Linked DNA regions of Homo sapiens: regions 1 and 2 are each linked to region 3. Evidence: read pairs that join two places in POLR2A ChIA-PET (ENCODE). Cell type or tissue: OCI-LY7. All regions are shown on one strand.

Region 1 (8,000 bases), 230 kb after region 3:
GACATAAAAGTGAGTGAGAGAAAAGATCCTTTTGGAAAACAAACCTTGATTAAATAAGCAAATAATATTAATGTTTTATACAAGATAGGATGAGATTCAAATTTCTTGTTTTTTTTTTTTTTTTTTTTTGGTAATGGCTATGTCTTTCTATAGTTTGATGCTTGTTTCATCCTTTCCTTTTCTTTCTTCACATGCTATCTTGTCTTATATCCTTAAAATTGGTGAAAGATCTTCTGAACACTTTTCATTCTGACTTCTGGATAAGATTTCTTTAGAGTGATCTATTTTTTAAAGGTCAGATAAGTTACAATATTATTAAAATGCCTTTTGATTTCCAGTGATGATTCATTCTGATTTGAAAATCTTTCTCAACTTTAACTCAGGGGTAGACTAAATGAACAATTATTGTATAAAGGAAAATGTATAGATTTTAATCATCTGCCAAAGAAAATTTGGGAGTTAAGGATAAAAGCAGAACTGGAAACAAGGGGCAGAGGAAGGGGATAATTAAAACCATGCTGATTAAATTCAGTATATTGAAATATTTTAACAAAATGAGAATGATCATTCATGTCCTGAGGGAAAATTGCCATTCCATTCTAGATGAAATTCCTATTTTTGAGAAGTGCAAATTTGCTAAAGTAGTACATTCATCCAAAATTAGCTTGTAAAATGCTTGCAATAAGCAACGTCTCCAGCTCATGGTCAAATGGCATTTTGTACGAATATTCAGTAATAAGATATCTTACATAGGTTAAAGTACAATTATGAAAATGTCTTCTATTTCTTCAGGATTTCATTACCATGTTTTGCAAATTTAATATCATATCTGAGCTGATATGAGCCAAAAAATAATATATTTTTGTGCCTGGCAAGGATACTCAGCTTCTGTACTTGAGAACCAAAGGAGGTTGTCCTCAAAAATATGTGAGATTTTTTCATGGGGTGAAACACTGCTGATGCCGTGATTGATTACCAGCCACATAACTTAGCAAGTCAAATGAGAACTTTTTATTAAATACCTATGGTGTGCAAAACTCCAAATGGTAATAATTAAATTACATGATATTGGTTTAACAAAGAAGAAAATTGAAAAAAAAAGCTAGTACAGTGGGTGACACACAGTAAGAACTAAATAAATATTAGTTTTCTTCCTGACTTTTAATGGGGGAAGGAGATTGAGATAAAGAGAAGTAGAAAGAAGTTCAATATTCAAGAGAAGACCTGCTGGTTTATGTGTTCTCAATGTCAAGAATGGAGGAGCACTGACCTGTCTCCTTTCTTCCAGATCCATTGGTAAATCAAGATGCAAGTTTACGAAATGACCAGTCTGGCTTCGGGGTATGGTAAATGCAAACCTTGAGTTCTTTCATGGGAACTGAGTTCATCATCTTGTTCTCTCTAGTCCTAGATATATATTATAATATATTATATATTTATACTTATATATGTAAGTATATATTATAATATATATTTATATCTATATTTATACTTATATATATAAGTATACGTATTATAATATGTTACATATAGGACTAGAGAGAAAAAATTCATATATATATGTATATATATATATATGATTATATATATGATGAGAGAGAGTCTCACTCTATTGCCCAGGCTGGAGTGCAGTGGCACAAACATGAATTACAGCAGCCTTGAACTCCTGGGCTCAAACAATCCTCCTACCTCAGCCTCCTAATTAATTAGTACTACAGTCATGCACCACCTTGCCCAGCTATTTAAAAAAAATTTTTTTTTTGTAGAGATGGAGGTCTCGCTATGTTGCCCAAGTGATCCTCCTGCCTTGACCTCTCAAAATGCTGGGATTGTCAACATGAGCCAACCACCATGCCCAACCTCTAGTCCTGTGTTTTAATAGAGCTGGAACACAATGCAAATGAGTATCGATTTAAAAATTTTTAAATTTAACCCTTTGGTAGGCAGAACCACTGTAGTCCTCTCCCTCCTAACAATTATACCTAGGTGGCCCACTATGCTTTCATTTGGCAGAATCTGTTGGAGTATTATTTGGGCTGTTTTTACATTTATAGAGTTCAAGGTAAATCCCAAGCAGGGTTATAAATCACAGGAATTTTCAAGCCTACATGACCCTTGATTTTTAAATAGCCTCAAGATTCCCTAGGCCCCCTCGAAGTTAGATTCCAATATGGGTAATTTGAGAAATTCTCACTCTGTTCCTGCCTTGAAGAAAATTCAAAAGCAGTGAGTCAGCTTCTTGGGTCTCTTTTGGGATTGAGTCAACCAAGGGAAGGTACTTCATACGCAATGAGATGACTGCCTCAACAATAAAATCTTTGATTTGTTTTTCTTCCATATATATGGATAGATATATTTGGATAGCGTGATGGATCGTGAAGAGGTGGAGTCTTTTTCCCTTCCCTTGATACTGTGACATATTTTGGCAACAGCATGTAGTAGAAGTGATGTTGTGTAATGTTAACTCTTGGAACCCTGTGTGAATCTCAAGTAACATGGAAAGTCCGCTGGAAGGAGAATGGAGGTGTTTCAGTCAACATTACCAGCTGAACTTCCAACAACATGTGTGTGCCATCTTGGATTCTAGCTCAGTCTGGCCTCTGGAGGAGTGGCCAGGCTGATTCTGTTGCTAGCCCTAGCCAAGAGGACATGAAGCAGAAGAACTGCCTCGCTAAGCCTAGTTAACCCACATATCTTTACAGACAAAACAATCATTGTGGGTTTTCTATGCTACTAAGTTTTAGAGTGGCTTGTTACACTGATCAAAACACATAGAGACATTAACACTCTCTTAAAGTTTGCTTTGAGCCCAGTGGCACTTATTTGTAAAATGTCTGGCTTGGGGATATCTGTGCTTTTGAAACCTCTTTTCTCTAAATGTAATTATTTTGAGTGTATAAAAATAAAAGTTGGGGCTGTGGCAGCAAAAGCACCACACTTAAATCACTGGAGAAGAGGTGAAGTCAAATGTTGTGAAGACTGTGATTGGTATTGGGGAAGAGGGGTGTATATTTGTGGGAAAAGGTGGCATCAATACTATCTGGTCACTGTAACATGCCAGTACCCCCTAGGGGAAGCTCTTGGACTTCAAAATTCTGCCGAGATTTTTTGAGTTGCATGAGTAAGCCTTCATTCTTTTATTATTTTCATATTGAATTAGAAGCTTTTTTACATAAATATAATTTTCTTCAGCATCTGTTGATTTTTTTGGACCATGAAATTTAGCAGAAAATTAAAAGCATGAAGATTTACATAGCATAATGCTGAGTTATGCAAGTTTGAAATAAAACTTTATCTAATTCTGTCACAAAAATCTGTTTTTTAGAAGCATAAGGCCTGACAAGCTCTCATTACTCACATCCATATTTGTGAATGCCACCTCACTCTCCTCTCAAGATGATTCTGTTGCTCACCAGTTTGATGGGCCAGTAGAAAATGCATTTGCCAATAGCCTGGGTCAGGTGCCAGTTGCTTTTGGGTTCCTTTGACTGCCACGTCCCTTCTGGAGACGAAACATTGCTAAGGAATTAGCAGGAGTCAGGATAGAGTCAAGGTCAGGAGATAACAGACATAGCCTCAACCCTGGTGAAAATTAGCAGAGTTAACCTTGGGAGGCAGGCATTAGGTAAAAGGTCAATAATATGACTAGAACCATTCAGGCTGGTGTTGAATTTTATGGGTCCTCAGTTCTCTGTTTATTTTATGGCAGAGTAGTTATCAGGTTCCAAGAGAAGAAACTGGTTGGAAAGCTGGTAAGGTTGTTGTTTAGCTCCAAAGAAGGAAGGGTAAAAGGCCAGATCTCCAGGGTACTGTCATTTGGTGTAGGGCATTAAGCCAAGAGTTCTGGTGCTAAAGTATTAGGTAAAGAAAGGACAGGTAATAAAGGGAAGTGTTAAGTGTCAGTTCAAGGGAAGCAGGCAGAGAGCAAGAATGTAATTTGCATAAAGGGATGGCTACAGAAAGACTGATAGGTCAGGTTTGGGAAGGGAACCTTGGAAAGATTCTTGGGGGCAAACTGGTACAAGTGGTGGGAGAATTTTAAATGTGTGTATGTGTTTTTCAATAAAACCTGTGGAAAAAAGAGGAAGCACTAATAAGTACCAGAAAGATCACTGGATTAAGAATCGAGAGGCCATAGCAAAGACTTGGAACCAACCCAAATGTCCAACAATGATAGACTGGATTAAGAAAATGTGGCACATATACACCATGGAATACTATGCAGCCATAAAAAATGATGAGTTCATGTCCTTTGTAGGGACATGGATGAAGCTGGAAACCATCATTCTCAGCAAACTATTGCAAGGACAAAAAACCAAACACCGCCTGTTCTCACTCATAGGTGGGAATTGAACAATGAGAACACATGGACACAGGAAGGGGAACATCACACACCGGGGCCTGTTGTGGGGTGAGGGAGGGGGGAGGGATAGCATTTGGAGATATACCTAATGTTAAATGACAAGTTACTGGGTGCAGCACACCAACATGGCACATGTATACATATGTAACTAACCTGCACGTTGTGCACATGTACCCTAGAACTTAAAGCATAAAAAAAAAAAAAAGAATTGAGAGGCCAACAATGCAGACCTAGATTAGAGGCTAGCTAGCCAAGTGACCTTTAGTGAGTCATTTTATGCCAAGAAATCAATAGCAAAATGAAAGGACTGATTGTACCAACAATTGATTTTAGGTGTCCACTTTCTGCTAGAATATGTGCTGTGTGCCACAAAGGGGAGCCTTTGGGACAACTGGCCTATAAATTATGTATTCAAATTCTAAACAGAATCCCATCCTTGTTATTATTGGAGTTTTTCTGTATCTGAAATTTAATCTATTTGTGACTCTGTATACTTCTTTTATTTTCGTCTTGAACTTATAAGTCAGAGTTTATTTTCATGGCTGGATGGACTGTTGACTTCTAGTCTATAAGAAACCATTAGAAAATCAGATGTCTGTGGTTACTGACATTAGAAATATGGAAGCAACTCTTGTTCTCACTCTGGACCCAGATTATTGGGTGTGGGGAAGAGCTTGGGCATAGTGTCCTTGAACCATCCTTTATGAACCAAAATAAGGTAGGGCTTCATGAGTGTGGGCAGGAAATGAGGGTTTACTACTGGGGGTTCAGAGAGTATGAACTTCAACTCTGTTTCTTGATGCTCAGAGAGAAGGGATTTCTTTGAGGGCAAAAGACTATTGATCTTTTGCTAAAAGGCACAAATGTCTGCAGGGCAGAGGCCATGCTATGTTAGAGTTCCTTAGTAGCTCCTTTAAATGTGCAGGGAAGAGAGGACAATTGTTTTATATAGACTAAAAAGTATATTGCCCTACAAAAGTTATAGTATAAATCTTTGAAGTTATTTGTCCTCTGAGGGGCCAAAAGTATTCTGCTTTTCCCTCTCAAATGCTGCATAAGAGTATTCTGGGATGTGTATAATAAACAAAAATAGTAGAGTCCAGTTTCTTCTTCTCATCCATGGAGAGGATAAGAAAGTTGGCCCTAGGCACAGATAAAATTTTGCTTTTATAGTTAACAAATATACCATCAGTCTTAGCAACATATGATTCTGATTAGGTTACTTAGAATCATCCTAACATCACCACCATTGTTGCAATTCCAGTAAAGTTACTTACTTCACACCAGACCTTGTGCCTAGTACCAACATACTGTAACTCATTGAATGACCCCAGGAATGCTATAAGGTTGGTATGATAGCCCTTATTTCATAGATGAAGATTCTTCAAGTTACTGGATAAATGCAAAATATTTAACACTCAGTCCCACAAGGTCAGTGGCTGATCTGAAGTGGTGCACAGATACTCTAGTGTTAACATGTTGAAAAATTTAGCCCTCATATTCTCCTGTACTCTTTTCTTGGTTAAAACCAATTCTTTCCTCAAGTCTGTTTAAATGTTACTTCTTCAAAGAGGTATCCTAAAGGGCTGGGCTGGAGATCCCTCTGCTCTGCCCTCATAACACTGTCTCTGAGTAAAGCCAAGCACCCCTATAATAACTTATATATTTAGAGTCTGCATCCTCACCAGAGCAATAGTCTTTTAATCAGGCCTCTCATCCTATATCTCCTTGCAAAAGGGGTGAACAGATTTATTTGGCCATGGATGGGGGCATCTATCAACTATCTGCAAGTTTAGACAAGTTTAGCTAAATTTTGCGTTGTCATTATATATAGTTACAATGTAAAAATATATATATTCTCAATTATGTTGGCACTAAATCATGGCCCTTTAATTGTCATGGGTTAATAAGACTGGAACAGAGGTGAACACAAGTAAATAGTGTATATGTGTCAAGTGAAAATGTTATGTCACATTGTGCCACATAAATGAAGATTTATAGATTTATAGATATATTAAAAAGATGTGCTGGTGATAGCACAATTTGTTAGGGCAATGGAGTATGTTGTGAGTTAATACTGTTTTCAACAAAATATCATCTATTATACTTAATTAATGAGGCTAATTTGAGTTTTACTGGTGTTGAAATTGTGTATTTGTTTTATAATTCTGATACCTTTTTATAACTGTTGATATGGTTAGGCTTTGTGTCCCTGCCCAAATATCAAGTTGAATTATAATCCCCATAATCCATGCATGTCAAGGGAGAGACCAGGTGGAGGTAATTGGATCATGGAGGCGGTTTCCCCCATGCTGTTCTCAGGATAGTGAGTGAGTTCTCACGGGATCTGATGGTTTCATAAGTGGCTCTTCTCCCTTTGCTCAGCACTTCTATCTTCCTGCCACCCTGTGAAGAAGGTGCCTTGTTTCCCCTTTGCCTTCTGCTATGATTGTAAGTTTCTTGAGGCCTCCCCAGTCATGCTGAACTGTGAGTCAATTAAATCTCTTTCCTCTATAAATTACCCAGTCTCAGGCAGTTCTTTATAGCAGTGTGAAACCAGACTAACACAACCATATAAGAGCTGGATATATAATGTATTAATATTTAGTTGTATGCTAATATATTTTTATTTATCATTGTAACACAATTAATTTAGGTTAGCACTAGTTCTCTGGGAGAACTTGTTTTTTGTCCATACGAATGAGACTTACATTCTGCAAGTCTGAGCAACACTAGATGAGACAGTAATGTCCATGAAGACAGGACTTGTGTTTCTCTTGTTCACAGCTGTATCTCTACAGCTAGTAGACTGCCCACTGCCCAGCACATTCTATGATCTCAATAAATACTCAGTGAATAAATGGGAGACTAAATATTTCATCTTCTTACTGAACTCTTTCTTTTCCTAATTTGTTTTCCTATATGAATTCCATTCTCTAGGCTTCACAGTGAATCAATATTGGCCTATCTGACCTTTTTTTTTCCTTCCTGCTTACTTAATGCCATGCCCTGCATTTCATCTGTTTCTGACAGCACCCTTGGTAATTCCCAGTTTGCTATCAGTCTTTCTGGGCCAGTCTTGCAGAACTCCTAGCAAAAAATAGACATATTGCTTTATAAAATGAGTCATCTTCAGTCTCTTTTTCATACCAAACATTTTTAGAGTATTTTGTAATATGATTCAATTTTTCAAAAATTTCCAGCAACTTTCAGGAGCACACCTTAGTGTGAACATGCTTAGGACATTACAGCTGATGAAAACAGGATGTAATAACACAAGAGATTTCTTTGACACCAAGTCATTTAAACCCCAACATAAGAGATGAAACAAAATAGCCTCACTTTTAAATGTATTAATATTGAGATACATTCTCCAAATATTTTACTAGGTAACAAAATGTTAGGAGAGACATATAATAAAAGCTAGGCAATGTTTTCAAACGAAAAATGTTCTCTCCTTTACTAAGCTGCTAAAATAATCTGCACTGATATAATCACTTGTGTCTCTATAGAGATAAAAGGATGTAGAGATAAAGTCACTGAACTTGCATTAAATATTGCAAGTGTGTCACTTATTCTAGACAATTTCTTTGGGTCTCTAATTTCACAGGGTTGTTGGAAGGTTTTTTTTTTCAGC
Region 2 (8,000 bases), 70 kb before region 3:
ACAGCATTGTTATTTTTGTTGGGAGAGGGTGGAGGACTGGAGTTACGTTTTGTAGGAGCATCATCTTCGGCATCAGTGTCATCAATAAGGGGGATATGAGGCTCTGAATCTTCTATCCTAAACTCAGGATGTGTCATAAAGTTGTGAATCGAACTTCTTGATTCCGGTTTTTCTAACCCTTCATATAAAGAACTACGAAATGCATTCACCACTCGAATCTGTAAATATCAGAAAATACAGAAATATGTCAGTACACTATTAACAACTTAAAAATGGTTCATTTATGAGTTTGAATCCACAAACAGCTAGGTATGAGTGAATCATATTTGCATGTAATGCAGTGGAACTTGCAATACACTGTAAAAAAATGAATATTTTAGTAAGACACTACAGAACAACAAAACCACATACTCTAAGAATTAAGAGGTAAAGAATTCAAAGTAATATTAAGAAAATCTCATTGTCATTGGCTAAAAATTTAATAGCCATTTTATAGGATTTTTTCCCTAAAAGAACAAATCAAACACAAAACAAAACAAAAACTTAACCATACACAAGCTTAGCTGATTTTTTAAATTAAAAAGAATGTATTTTGAAAACAACTCAAATAAGTTAAACAAAATCAAGCACAAAGGGTTACTATTTATCATGCTAGGAATTAGGGTGTCACCGACCATGAAAAAGCCAAGCAAATATAAGCTGAATGCCACAATGAACTCACATCTACCCCACTACTCCCTTAATTAAAAACAAAAATAAGAACAAAACCCAAATAAATGTCTATAAAATGCCATTAAACAGCTATAAATATTTGAGTATATGCCATTTGTCTATCATTTGTCTATAAAGTTTTAGTGTTTTTCTCTGTAACAGATTAAAACTTAAATCAATTACTACAGTTATCTGGAAAGAATAGATCAAAAACAAAAACAAATCCTCTGGGATTCTTCTGTGAAAAATTTCCCAAGAAGACACAAAGTGTTAAAAGTTTTCTAGTATTTTCACCCCTAAGCAGATAGCTCAACAATTCATCTTCCTCTCAGTCTGCTGTATAAATGAAAAAGATTAGTGGGCAATCAAACTTAAAAACATCAGTGCACACACTGACATTAAGTGCTATTAACTCAAGCGTCATTCAGATTTAGAAAAAAAAGGACAAAATCCAACTAGTTGAGCATTTACTATGTATCAATTCAAATACAGTGTTTGCTTTTGCTTTGATTCTAATAAATCCTGTTTAGTAATAAAGACATCATTTACTCATTGTTAAGAGAAATAAATAACACTTTGACATTCTAGAAAAAAGATGCGGTCACCAAATTCATCTCTTTAGACAGCAATAATGAATAATACATTTCTTCAAATGAACATGTGAATGTGTTTAAAAAAATGTAATGTAGAGTTTAGGGCCATGCACCCACATCTCACCTTCAAGTTGTCTTTCCTTATTTGCCAAGCCCTATTTGTAAGCTGCTTTTAGTCCATATTCACTTAGCCCTTTATATAGAGAGTACAGCATAGTCAACTGAGAAATACAAAAGCAAAATGTCTGGGTGTAAATTCCAGCTCTGCCACTTACTACCTGAGGAACCTCGGTCAAACAGGTTTCTTCAACTATAAAATGGGAAATAGCAATGGTACTTGCCTTACGGGGTTGTTGTGGGAGATTAAATTCGTTAGCACACTACAAACTTAAAACAATGTTAGGTCACAAGTATCGAGGCCAGGGCTTCTCGAACTTTAATGTGCATACAAATTAGTTGGGGATCTTGTTAAAATGCAGATTCTGATTCAGCAGGGGCCTAAAGTCCTGCATTTCTAACAACCTCCAAGGTGATGCTAAAGCTGCTGGTCCATGATCCACACTTGGAGCAGCAAGCATCTATTCTATTAATGTCTTGCAGCTTTACCATCTTTTATAATTCCATTCTATTTGATTGCTTGTACTTCAGTTCCTTAATTTGACTGATGAATAGCAGCAAATATTTTTCAACTTCTTTTATTGCTCTTGTTCCTCTTCCCCTTTACTAAGATGTAAAGTGTTCTACATATGGAATGTAAACAATGTTTGCTAAATATAACGTTATAGTAATTCATTCAGTGTTTTATTGTGAAGTCTTAAAATTCACATTTTATACATGTGAACATTCAGCAAGTATCCTGACTGTCCTAATAACAAACTGTAAAGCTTAAAATGCAAAAAGATAACTTTCTAAAAAAAAATTTGTTGGTATCAGCAGCCCGTAGGCACGGAGGAGAATACAAATTAGAGGATCAGCCAGCAAACTTGATGGGTGATGAGAACTGTTCAAGACAACCCTGAAGATGTTGCTTATTTGATAAGGTTGCTGGTGCTGCTGCTACTGAAGATAGAACAACAGTTAAGCTTTCTGTGTATGTGTGTGTTTTCCATCTGTTTTTCTTTGTAATCAGTCGGTATAAAAGTGAGCAGTGAAGAATCGGGGGGAAATAAATGTACTTTTTAAACATGTTAAATTTGGAAAATATCTAGAGCTCAGAAGAAAAGTGTAAACTTAAGTTAGAGATTTGAGAGTTAGTGAAGCTCTAAGAGGGGCAGAGTGTAAAGGTGAGGGCAACAAGTATATGTGCACACACAATCACACACATACACCGGTGGCAGGCAAAGAAAGATTAAATCCCTTCTTAGCAAAACTTCAATTCTGAGAAGATTTTTCCTATCTGAATTTGTTGAACAATATTAGAGATTTTTTTTTTCTAACCACTTCATAAATAATAAAACTGAGCAACAGAGAGGATGGGTGGCTGACTTGTTAAGGAACTCCTAATTAGTGCTAAAGAGTCTTAAAACCTAGGTTTCTGGGCTCCCAATTCCAGGTTCCTTGGAAGTCAAGAGAAGACAAAAACATACGATCATTTACTTTATCCCTAACTTCACTTGAATAAAACATTCCATAAGATTAAGGTTAATGCTTCCTTTGTCTGACACATCTATTTAAGCCATATGTCTGGTTAGTTTCAGCACGTTACTAGGCCAGTTCAGCAATGCTCGAAAGCAATTCAATTTTCAAAGAACAGTTCTCGAGATACATACAATAAAGCTCAGATTAACCAGGAATCATCGAACCAGAGTTGTTTTACTTTCTACTTATAAAGAACATAAGAAAGCACTCTTGATCTAAGGCATGACACTGAGCTGGCTCACACCTGCTCTGATCTTTATTACTTTCTGTATGTAAAATTCTCACAGTACAGTAACTGTGAGGAAAATAATAATTTTGTGCACAATACTTTAGGTAGGAAGGAAACTATATTAATAATAATTCAATTTAAGTAGAAATATAAGTAAACTTAATTACAGGCTTTTGAAAATCCAAGCCTATTTATTTTATCCAGTTTTAAAATTCAATTCCTATTTATTAACTATTTAAACCTACTCTGTGGAGCATACTTATACCCCTCGAAATTATCAGAATTAAGAAAAATTCAGTAATTCCTGTGTCAAAAATATTCTGTAAAAGTAAACTGTTCAACAGAGAAAAAAAAAAACAAAAATACTGCATGAAGCACATATGGTAAACAAAAAAACTGAAGTGATTATCATAATCATGAATTTTAAGAAACTGAAAATGATTATCAAGGTAAACAATATATGAAATATAACAAATCCAAACAAGATCATGTACCTACAAAACCAATTTTTCTAAATACCATCCTAACTTTTAATAGCAGAAAATAACATTGTTTACTGCCTAAAACATTGTACAGAAGAGAGAGCTCTAAAATACTAATCACAAGCCAATAAATCTTACCTTCTACAACAAATTGCCCACTTCTGAAATTTGTTTTCATTACTACTTTTCTATGTGCACTAACTTAAAGAATTGCAATGGTACAGTAAAAGATACTTTGCAACTAGAAACAAAATTCTAGATTGTTTTCCAAAGTTGGGTACTTGCATATTAAATTTTCTCAAAAGGAGACCCACCTGTGTAATGTTCTTATCTATCTGGAACAGGGGTTGGTAAACTTTTTCTGTGAAGTGCCAGACAGTAAAATATTTTAGGTTTTGTGAATTATACAGTCTGTCATAATTATACAACTCTGCCCTTACAGTGAAAAATCTGCCACAGGTATTACTTAAATGAATGGGCAACGCTGCATTCCAGTAACAACTTATTTCCAAAAATAGACAACAGGCTAGATTTGGCCCATAAGCTGTAGTTTGCTGATCCTTCACCTAGAAAACCAAATTTTCTCTCAATTTCTCATTTCCAGGAATGTGTATTTATTTATTCAGGAAAAAAAAATCTACTAATGGTAAAAACTGGTGTTAGAATGATATACTTTATAAATAGAAAAAAACTACAGAATGTTTTCTCTAGAGACCTGTAAGAGTGAAGATCTGACTAATAAATGAAGGGAAAAAGGTCTCTTCAGAGATGTTTGAGTCTAGCATTTGACAAAGTCTAAATGGATTATTTCTTCTATTTTAGCTAAGCAAGGTCACCCAATAAGGGTTAAATAATTTTGACACCCATAGGTAGTTCTAAAACTATTCCATATTAGGGCAGAAACACAGTGATAAAATGAAATCTTTCATTAAATATATTAACATAGTTCTATATTTTGGCTGATGTTCTGTACCACCTAAGACAATGCTCCACCAACAAGGTTGAAAGACATTTATGGTAACAGCAACATAATTACTGCAACTCTTGGTGTATAATGACAACTGTATTAACGAGATATGATTTACTCCCTGGATAACTCCAAGAACATAGGACACAGAATAAAGAAGTAAACATCTCAAACCTTGATAAAGCAACAACTACAAACTTTCCTTTGCCACTCTCTTAAGTGCACCTTTACTTCCCTGAAGTATCTGCTCCCCTAGCCACATGGGCCCAGAAACTCAGAGGTTTCATATGTAACTGTGCATCAGAAAAAAGAGCCTGGGATGGAAAAAAAGATGCCTGGGTGCAGAGGTGTGTGCATATATGTGTCTGCCTGCCTGTCTTAAAAGTTTATGATTGCTTTGATATTTAATATAAAGCTTGGAACACAATCAGACTGAGAAATATAATAAGTATAGTACACCTAAAGCCATCTGATATCCCTCTAAATGAAAAAAACAATTATTTAAATATTGGTAAATAAAAACGAATAGGATACACATTACCCATGAGATAAACTTGTCGAAAAAGTTTAATATGAAGCTAATCAGTAGCAATCAATCAGACAAATCTGGAATGTAGAACCCTTCATAAGACAATTCACCTGGATTTTTCATAAGTCAATGTCATAAAAAATAAAGGCAGGGAATGAATACAGGTTGGAGACTAGACTCATAACACACATACTGTCAATAATTATTTCTTGGATTAAAAAAGCTATAAAGGAAATTTTGGGGGCAACCAGAGAAATCTGAATACTAACTGTCTGTTAGATAATATGGTATCAATGTTAAATTTCTTGGATAATAAAGTATGATTATATACGGGAATTCTTAGGTACATGCTGAAGTATTTAGGGATAAAACACTGGTATCTGCCATTTTCAAACGGCTCAGAAAAAAGTTTTATTAATATACAGATAAAGTAGTGTCATAAAATATTAAGTGGTAAATCCAGGTGAAAGATTTTCATGTATTAATTTTTCAACTTGTCTGTAGGTTTGAATTTTTCAAATTTAAAATTTTGAGGGAAGGGGGTTTATCAGGATAAAGTCTTAGTTTGGCTCCTTCTTGTGGGGTATAAACAGATACTTACTTTCCATTTCAGCTTCCCTTAGTTTATTACTCTTTCAGTACCAGACTATTATCAATCCCTTAGTTTATTCCTCTTTTAGTACCAGATTATAATCACTGAGGCCTCATTTGGTGAATTCTATCAAGGGTCATCTTGGGAGTCACCTCCTTCAGGCAATTTTTCTTGACTTTCCAGGGTAGGCTAAGGACCCTGTTAAGACAGTTTGTGTTTTACTACCATGTAGAAATTTCCAACTACTTTTTTTTGTCCTTTACTAGGCTGCAGGTTCTGGAGGTTCCAGCATAGTTCTGACACATGGTAGGCCTTCCATAAAGGCTTGTGGAACATTTACCATCTAGGGCTAGGTGGTAAGGAGCACCAGAGAGAGAGGCATAGTTTGAAATCCACAGATACAGGGAGGAAGAGGCATTTTTATTGTATCAGGCCTAAGGCTAGGCAATTTATGGTTACCATTTTATTCAGGTAGGTAATTTTTAAAAAGAAGAGTTCTAGCTGTCCCTCTATGTAAATTTAATATCTTAATGTTAGCGAGTCACTTGGAACACTTTGCTTTACATCATGCGGCCTCTGCTTATTAGTCGTAGAGAAGTTATTTAAACTCTAAGGCAGTTTTCACACCTGTAAAACAGGGACAGTTCTTACTGTGCCTGTTTCACCACATTTTAAAAAATATCAAATGAAAATATACTTAAGTAAATACGGAAAAAACAGGCATTAAGTGGAAAGTCTGCACTGTTTTCTCCCTTAATTCATCCTCTCTGCAGCTTCTCAAGGTTCCTCTAGTCCTTCGCTGGCTGGAGACCAAATGGAAAAGATAGGTCTCTGTCTACTTCAAGGCTAACCTTAGGTAGCTCTGTAAATTTTGGGGTTTACATCTTTAATGCCTCCAATATATTGAGAATGCGCCATGAATTCTCAGTAAGATTTATAGCTTATAAGGCTTTTAGAAAGTTTGCTATTTACTAAAAACCTGAAAGAAAATGTTATTTTAGTCAATTATTGAAAATTACAACATTTATTGGTTCAACGATTAATCAATAGTATACTTTTCCTACTTCTACTGAAACTTAACAGAACATTTCTTATCTATGATGCAATTTTTAACTAAATTGTCTATACAAATGGAAAAAAAAAACACCCCAAACCATAAATACCACAGAAACTTTTTAAATTTACACAGTGATTTCCCCTGAAACCACTGCACAACCAAGCAAAAAAAAAAAAAAAAAAAAAAAATCAAAGCAAGGCAAAGTTCAGGTTAAGAAGGCAAGCAACTGGCTATACATACTGAAAACTTGTCTTCAGGCTACTAACTTACTTTCCAAATTGGACAAAAGTCAAAATGCTAAATTTATTCTTAGCTTTGAAAATGCAATTTCCTGGTTCTGTTAGATGAGTTTCAAATCACATGCTTTTAGGAAACATGCAATATAAACATGTTTAAAGGCATATACTCAAAAATTTATAGTAGTTTCACAAGTTCTAAGCTACAATTTTATTCCCCATATTAACTATCAGAGTTAGCACAGAGACAAGCTCACAGATTGCATCTAATCTTTGGTTGCAATTGTTCCACCTGTTATCTAGCCCTCTAAGAAATAAAACAACAACGACAACACTTTGAGGTCTCAATCCACTTTACGAAAAGAAAGCTTTATGAAAAAGCCTGAACAATGAATTCAAACATTAAGGAGAAAATGAGAAACGTTAGGTGTGTGAAGTAGGAAATGTTAATTTCATGCACTTAGGAACACACACTCACACCCCACAGTAGTAGAAGCAGTAGAAGAGGAAAACACTACATGTGTAGGGGTAGAAATATTTGTTACATCATGATGCTGGCTGGCGATGGAGGGTTGCCGCCTTAGAGCCCCCTGAATGGAACTTCCACTCTGGAAAGCATTCACTACATCCATCTGCAAGGAATCAGAGATTGTGACAGCTTGCTCAGCAAGAGAGAGAGAGAACAAGAGAAAGGACCATTCCATCTATCAACATATAAAAAGAAAAAGGCACTTTTTACACAGCATATAGGCAAGAATAGCATTTTGAGATGAAGTGGGGGATGGGGGAGCTAGGAAAAAAGGAGCTTAGGGGCATATAGACACATTCTTTCATAATCAGTTAAAAGTCTCACTCATTCCAGGCACCAGTATTACTTTTCAAGAGAATACAATTTGTGGGTTGGGAAGGCTAGAGAGGAAGTTTAAGGAGCACACTCGAACCTCCTCCCCAGGTCAAAAAGCCCTG
Region 3 (8,000 bases):
ACATCTTATTAAATGTGTAAATACATGTAAACCCTTTGAACTTACCTTGACACACAGTAAATGACAAATACATTTTAGCTATTTTTACTGTTCTTTAAGAATATTTGCAGATCCATTCTGCAGAGAATAGCCTTCTCCCACCCCAGATGAGGAAGACCTCAAACCATTTCAGATATGGAAGGTTTAATAAGATTTTTAAAACAAGAGGAAAAGAGAATCAGTATATGATTTGATATACTGAAATAATTTAAATGTTAAGTCAAATTTTGATTAGTTTTAATACATGTCTCAGAAAATTTTTAAATCCAAAACTAGTATTTACAAAGGGTCTTAATCCATGACTGGTTCTATATGAGCACAAATTATTGATTTAGGGTTTAAAAAAAAATCTTCTAAAGATAAAGACACTTTATTTTCATTCATTTAATGAGAATACAAAGTTTTAAGTTTCAAATTTTTAGTTCTTTGGTGTTTAGAAGTCAATGTGTACCATCTCATAAATTAATATCAACTTTGACATAACTGTACACAATTAGAGCTTATTCCCCGGACCCAAATATACTAATATGATACCTTAATCAGAGTAATTACTGATTTTTTGGAGTGATTAAGCAAGTATTACTTTTTATAAAAGTTACTAAATCAAAATAAAACACTATTTTAAAAAGACTTTTCTGTTAAATCATGGTTACAAAGCAAAGAATTCTAGAATTTAACAGCTAAAGGGATGTTGGAGATCAAATCCAATAGTTCATTTTATGGCCATTAAAACCAAACACTCATAATTGTCTACTTCCAAAATGGATAAAGATACTTATAAAATAAAGCAAGTATTAAATACTCACAAAATCATTAAAAATGAGAGTAAATAGCTGAAATTTAAATCGCAGGATAAACAATATCCAAGTTTTAAGGAGGCTACTACCATCAGGGAAATAACTGGCACTGTACTTCGAAACTGGTACTGACACCCTGACCATTAGATGCACCATTTGACTAACAAAGAACTAAAAAATAATTTTTGACTACGGGCTTTCAAAAAAGAACTCAAGAGATCTCCATTTTCATTGTGTGTTTTTTTCTTTGTGTGTGTTTTTTTCTGTAACACAAAATCAATTCCACTTCCTTTGCACACAGACATAGTTACACCAAGAGCGAGAGCTAGCCTACATAGCTGTTTCTCACTGTGGTTGCTATTGGCATTTTATTGACAGTGACAGCTACCTCGTGAGTTTAAAAATCCAGCCCTACCCCACCCAGTCCTCTTAGATATCAGCAGTGATTCTCAATCAGTGTGGACAAGCTGAAACTTAGCACTGCAAATGTCCTATAGAAGGTTTGGATAGTATACCACATAATTGAGCCTAAATTTATGGCCCATTACACTGAAAAGTTATTTAAAGGCAACAAACCATGCTTTATCCATCTTTGATCTCCATATCTTATCAAGAGAGACTATGATCTTTCTTTCTTTTTTTTTTTTTTTAACACGAGACTGGAGTTTTATTATTACTCAGTCTTCCAAAAAGACTATGATCTTTCAACCTTCTTACATAGTCACTTTCTGCAGAAAGACAATAACCTTTTACCCGATTCACACCCTAAAAATCTGAAGTCCTTCAACCATGATAATTTACTGTAAACTTAAATATAAGTGCTTGCATGTAATATCTCACTCTCATAGTGAAAAGAGCAGATGGTCTATTATTATACATATCAAACAGATACTACAAGATTAAGAATGGTAAAGAGTTTATTCTACAAAGTTTTGGTACATTCAAATTATTTCATTAAAATGCTTTAAAGAAATCAAGGAATGACTCAAATTTAAATTTACTCAAGTCACATTTTTCACTTCTTAAGGGGCTTAAAGAAAACATACACACTCACATAAAAGATCATTAAACCTATACTGCTTGTTTAGAAAAGTAATTTATATTAGATGAGTAAAGAATAACATATAAACAAGAGTAAATTCACCAAAGGATTTTAGTTTTATAGAGCTGATAAAGCAGAAAATAAGCATTATCTAAAATGCCTGATTTATTAGTCTCAAAGGATTCCTAAATACCATCCCTGTGTCTGTGTTGACTAAAATTAGTCCTACTCCCCTAAGTAACTTACTTATCTAGTAGACTCTTCCAGAGGCAGAGACTAAGTACAGTACTTTAAAGGGCAAGTTACAGCTGCTGTCAGTTATAAACTTGGCATGAACACTTTAGCAAATCTCTCAGGGTGGGAAACAACTAGATTAGAATAAGGAAGGCATTAATTTGTTCTTCTATTATAGCCTTTATCACACAGCTGCAATGATTTGTTTACCTCTCTGTCCTTCCCAGTGAACTGTAACTCATGGGAGAATCTGTGCCATTCATTTTTAACCCCAGCACTGTCTGGAACATAGTAGGTACTCTTGAACCATAAGCTAAAATAAATTTGAAAAACAGATTTTACAATGGAAGCAACCACAATTTAAATAGCAGAGCTAAACAAAACTTCCTAACACTGTTTAAAAGAATATGTTAGGTGTTAGATGAGTTAAGAGAAAGTCACAGCTTTCAAGGAGTTTTCAAACCATCTTGGTATGCCAGATATATTATAGCTTTCCTTTAAATCCTTTTAGACAACAGAATAAGTTAAAGGATATTTCAGATTTTAAAAGGAATTACACGCCTGCTACATGGCAAAGTTTTTTAACCAGGGTCTTAGATTCTTGAGGGTATGCAAAGAAATAATACTGAATTATAATATTTCATACAGCCTGAAAGAAACAATACATTTATTTGAAAAATAATTTGTTAGGGTTACCCATGCTAAATAAAAATCTGCCAAATCAACATGGTAATAAAGTTGGCAAGGTCTAAATAATAATGAATACAATCTTACCCAGTAAATACCATTTGGTAAAAAAAACACTTAACTCCACATCTAACTAACATCTGCTCCAAAATTTGCTGTTTCTACACTATCTCCCACTCATAAATCAACCCATGACAATCTAGCTTCCTCTTTTATGCTGCGTTGAAACTACTCTTCCAGGTGACCATTGATCCTGTTCTTAAATCTAATGGACACATTTAGCCCTAATCTAACCTACTAGCAACCTTTGCTACTGTTAACCACTCCCTATTGAAATGTTCTTCTGCCTTCATTTCTCTGATGTCTGACTCTTATTCTCACTACACTGTCATCTCTAGCTGCTTGTTTTCACTTTCCACTGTCCTTTTTTTCGAAGAAGTCAAAGCAGTCAGTAGGGAGGGGCTGGATGGCACAGCAGCCTTTATAATTGCTTTCATCTGTTTTTAGTCAGAGTAAACGAGATTCGTTTATTGATAATAATAAAAATTTATTTGCATGTGCATTTACAGGGCCTATTTATTTTGTTTCTCTCATATTTCAGAATTCCACAATTCAATTAAAATGATGAAACCACAATGTAACAGTCTGGCTCAGTGAAAGTGTAAAAAAGAAAAAACCACCCAGGTTTTCTTATCCTAAAGGCCCAAGCACAGCTCCTGTTTCCCACACCCTTTAGTCTATAAAGAAATATGCCAGCCCAAAGCAGAATAGGTGACTCACCTCCCTCCCTGGGGCTGTTAGATAACTATTTTGGCTTTTGATAGCTGTCATTTTCAGTACAGATTATTCATTCATGCCAACAAAGTACTTAATTAAGCAGAGTATATGATAAAATTTTAATGTGAATGATCTCAAACACAGGTATCTTGAACTATAGAAATTTTTGGTCTACGGTCAAGTCAGTTGGTATCATCTTATCCCAAACATTTATGATAGCTGTCTCTTGGGAGGTTGGTCTAATTTTGCAAGGTTATACTTACAAAACCAAAAACAATCCCTCTGAATTTACCAAAACCAGAACAAACTTAAAAGTTAACACACTACAGATTAGTGGTTCTTAAACTTCAGCATGCATCAGAATCACCTCAATCACCTGTGAAAACACAGATTCCTGAGCCTCACTCAGTTGATCGAACACTTCATGAGACTGTCTAACAACTTCTCAGATAACAGTGATGCCAATGCTACTGGTCTGGAGAGCCACTACTGACAGAAAGTGTAGCCTCAACCTTGACTAGGGAACAAACTGCTGGATTGTCACCTTGATCCAAAAGTTTCCTCAAACAAATATAAGCAAATTACTTATGGTTCTTTATTATGCTATTCTTTTTTTTTTTTTTTGAGACAGTGTCTCGCTCTGTTGCCAGGCTGGAGTGCAGTGCACTCAGCTCACTGCAACCTCCGCCTCCTGGGTTCAAGCGATTCTCATGCCTCAGCTGGGATTACAGGCATGCACCACCATATCCAGCTAATTTTTGTATTTTTAGTAGAGATGGGGTTTCACCATGTTGGTCAGGATAGTCTCGATCTCCTGACTCCGTGATCTGCCCGCCTCGGCCTCCCAAAGTGCTGGGAGTACAGGCGTGAGCCACCACACCCGGCCTATTATGCTATTCTTGATGTGCATGGATAACTGAAAGCAGACTACTTTCTAAAAATATTACTTGAGTTGATTTTTTTGTGTGTTTTGATTTTTAGTACCAAGTATACTAATATTTTTCCATTTAAGCCTTATAATACACAAATATACATAAACACTGCAAATAATTTCTTTTATTCAAAAAATGTGGAGACTCATATTGATACATTCTGAACATATGTTAAATTACTTTAAACACCTAAAAAAATTAAATTTTTAAAAGTTTAACAGAGAATCTTAGGTACCTACTTTCTTTTGCTCTCCCAGAAAATAAACTACTTTGTTTTCTCCTATTCTATTGTTCTATTTAGGCATTTTAGAAACCTTTCATCTTTACAGTAAGTTTCCTAGTAAAATAAGCTTTTGAAAAGCTCAAAAAATAAAGTTAATTTTATATAATCCTGTGCAGTTTACCAAATATAAGAACATACTATATCTCCAGTTAAATATGAGAACCAAATGTTCTATCATTTTCCAGTCTCACTGGTGTTGAAATTTTCAGCTATAGTCAAAGAAGAGATTTCTAAATTAAAACTGTGTTTTTCCTTCTGTTCAGGAGCTAGAAGGCAACATGAACACTTGAATGTCACACCAGCTGCTCTGTCGGCCTACTCAGTTCTTAAGAGCTTCTATCCTGTCAATTCACAAGAACCTACACTTACATGCTTAAGGAAACAGGATGCTCATTATGTCACTGAAAAGAGCTCACAAAAATAAAGTTGGCAATATTGAGGGAGGCATAACTCTTATCTGTAAATTTAACATGAGCTTTCTGTTTTCTTAATTAAAAACTCTAGATTTCAATAAGATTTATTACAGTTCTTCACCAACTGAATAGAGAACTAAGGGAAGAAGGCACTTTCCCATTTCTTTATCTCGTTCTATTTATATAGTTTCATAGTTGATGATCTTTTGCAATTTCCAGCTGTGATTATTAAAGAACAGTTCAGTAAATCAATACTCACTTCTGCAAAACATTTAAATAATCTGGTTGGAAAATAAGGTAAATTCTATTTTAAGAGGATATCAGACAAGAATTTATTTATGGTTAACTCACCAAAGTGCAAAGAATATGGGCAACAGGGATGTGTTGAACTGTAGCCCACTCCATCACAACATGTTGGTGATCCTTCAAACTCTCTGGTTTCACACACTCTTGACCTTCATTCTAAGACTTTGATCTGTATTCTCTACCTGCTATTCAAGCGGAGGGCCACAAGGTAAACTTATCATCCCTTGGAATTGTTCTATTTTCAAAATTTGCTCTCCAGTGAACAACTTATCTCACTTTATTTCTCTTCACTTCTACTGAGTCTTGTGTAAACATTCTGACCTTCAAGTTCAAAGGTAGTCAAGATCCTTTCTGATCAACACTTGCCTCCCTAAAAATGCTTACTTCTCAATGGTCAGCGACTCCAGTTTTGCTCTTATGTCTCACTTGCTCTTTATCCTCCTACCACCCATCTGGTTAATTAGCTACCCCTGAATAGACATACCATCTGGCTGAGCAATGTTGGTAAAAGTTTAAAAACTGAGTTCTTAGTTCCATCAGAATTTTTTCTCAGTCATATATGATCCACGGACATATCTCTAACTTCCTGTCATGTTCCTCTTTCAATTCCAAGACCTTCTTAAATTACTCCAGCTCTTTCCAGGGTCCTCAAGTCTGCTCCAAGACCTTGCTTCCTTGATTGCCACTGCAAGCTACCACCACTTCCATCCCCTTTCTCTTGGTTTCCTCAGACTAGCCAATATTCAGATACATTCTACTACATAAAAGACCATTTTTCTCCACCCACCTCCCTGCCACAAAAAACAAACAAACAAAAACAAAAAAAACAAAAAACATGTCTCTCCTGGATTTTGATAACCCATCAGGCTATTCTTTTTCTCCCCCTCCTTTTATCCCACTTTTTAAAAAGATCTATTCACAATGCTTCCTCCTAATGGCCCACTCTCACCTTGACCCTGACAAACTGAATCCATTCTTCTGTCCACACACTACTAAGATGGCTCTCTATGAAGAGCCATCTTCTATTAATGCTTCTATTAGCCATCATCTATTAATGATCTCAGGCTTTTTATCAGTCCTCATCCTCCTCTTAATTCTGTGTCACTTGACAGTACTGTTCCCTCCTGTCCATTGTATCACTTACTTATTCTCACAGGTCTCTAACCCATCCTCCTCTGCTCACATTTACCCCCTTTTAAAATCTTTACCACATCTTAAATGAGGGTATTACCCAGGGATCTATCCACAGGCCTCTTGGCAACTCATACCATATTATGGCCTACATCTACCACCTTAATCAAGTGCCAGGCCATGTTCTGTTAACAGACATTTCTATCTGAGTATCTTGCTGTACTTCAAATGCAGTCACCAATATTAAACTTATCACTGTCCCCCAACACCTGTTGTTGTTCTCCAAAGTTCTTACCAGTCCCAAAGGTATCTGAGTAAACTCTATGTCCAAGGCTCTGTCTTCAAGGAGTTTACAGTCTAAATGAGGGAGAAAGACAAGCATACTAGAAAGTAAAATTAAGTGTTGTACACTGCTAAAAGAAATCACAGATGATACAAACAAATGGAAAAACATTCCATGCTCATGGATTGGAAGAATCAGGATCGTTAAAATGGCCATACTGCTGAAAGCAATCTACAGATTCGGTGCTATTCCTATCAAACTACCAACACCATTTTTCACAGAATTAGAAAAAATCATTCTAAAATTCATATGGAACCAAAAAAGAATCTGAATAGCCAAAACAAGCAAACAATTAAGTGCTACAGAGAACATCACAAAAGATACAATGAACACAAAGTGTTAGCCAGGTACGTGACTTCAAGAAGAGCTTCACTGTCTAGGATACACCTAAATTGAGGCAGAGTAGTGCACAGCTGGGGAAGGGGCTAAAAACTGCAGTGTGAATGATAGTTTAATATAGCTGAACACAGGAAAACAAGAAGGCAACACAGAAAAAAGCTGCTACCGTGATAAAAACACATTACCTATTTGTACCTCCGGAGGTTTTCTTAAAATTTCATCTTCTCAAATACAACTTAAGCTTCCTGAGGGCAGAGCAGTAGCCACAACTCATGTTCTTTTATAGCCCCTACAGAGGCTAACAGATTGCTTCACTGTTTATTAGAATAAAATTTACATTGCAAAAGATTAATGCTATTAAAATCCTCAAGCTCTCCTAACAGAAAACTAAAATAAGATAACCAGCACACACATAAAAAAGAAATGTAACCAAAACTGTGGGTTATTTTTGGACTGAGGGAGAAAAAACATACAGTTTTCAAAAGCTCCTGACTTCCTAATTCTTTCTGGTAACTTTTTAATATAGGCAATTGAAATTATTTTATAAGCCTAAAGAGAGATTTGCACCATCTTTTGAGAAGATGCTTCCATTCTTACCAACTGCAAAAGGTAAAATGAATGAACCAGGGAGATAATAAGGAGGGATTACTTTCAAGATGGTGATGGAAGCTGCACAG

The links. ChIA-PET counts read pairs that join two places held together with the same protein. Peaks named below come from ENCODE experiments on the same cell type or tissue, not always from the same donor. Only the 100,000 strongest peaks of a DNase experiment are listed, where the experiment ranks them.
Region 1: POLR2A ChIA-PET joins it to region 3 with 12 read pairs; 4 of 35 experiments call an interaction of 5 or more read pairs at or near these places.
Region 2: POLR2A ChIA-PET joins it to region 3 with 17 read pairs; 3 of 35 experiments call an interaction of 5 or more read pairs at or near these places.

What each region holds. Positions count from the first base shown.
Region 1 is chr12:89,887,006-89,895,005 of GRCh38, forward strand. No RefSeq gene overlaps it. Among named protein-coding and RNA genes, the nearest start is that of LINC02399, 57 kb to the right of the region's middle. In OCI-LY7, no CTCF peak of the experiment used is centred here; no DNase peak of the experiment used is centred here.
Region 2 is chr12:89,591,078-89,599,077 of GRCh38, forward strand. ATP2B1 (ATPase plasma membrane Ca2+ transporting 1) reads right to left here. Exons shown (of 21, transcript NM_001366521.1): 21 at 1-218. Among named protein-coding and RNA genes, the nearest start is that of POC1B-GALNT4, 69 kb to the left of the region's middle. In OCI-LY7, no CTCF peak of the experiment used is centred here; no DNase peak of the experiment used is centred here.
Region 3 is chr12:89,660,667-89,668,666 of GRCh38, forward strand. The region is part of intron 1 of ATP2B1 (ATPase plasma membrane Ca2+ transporting 1); the gene reads right to left. Among named protein-coding and RNA genes, the nearest start is that of ATP2B1, 44 kb to the right of the region's middle. RefSeq lists an enhancer at 1,059-1,108. In OCI-LY7, no CTCF peak of the experiment used is centred here; a DNase peak (open chromatin) is centred at 3,005.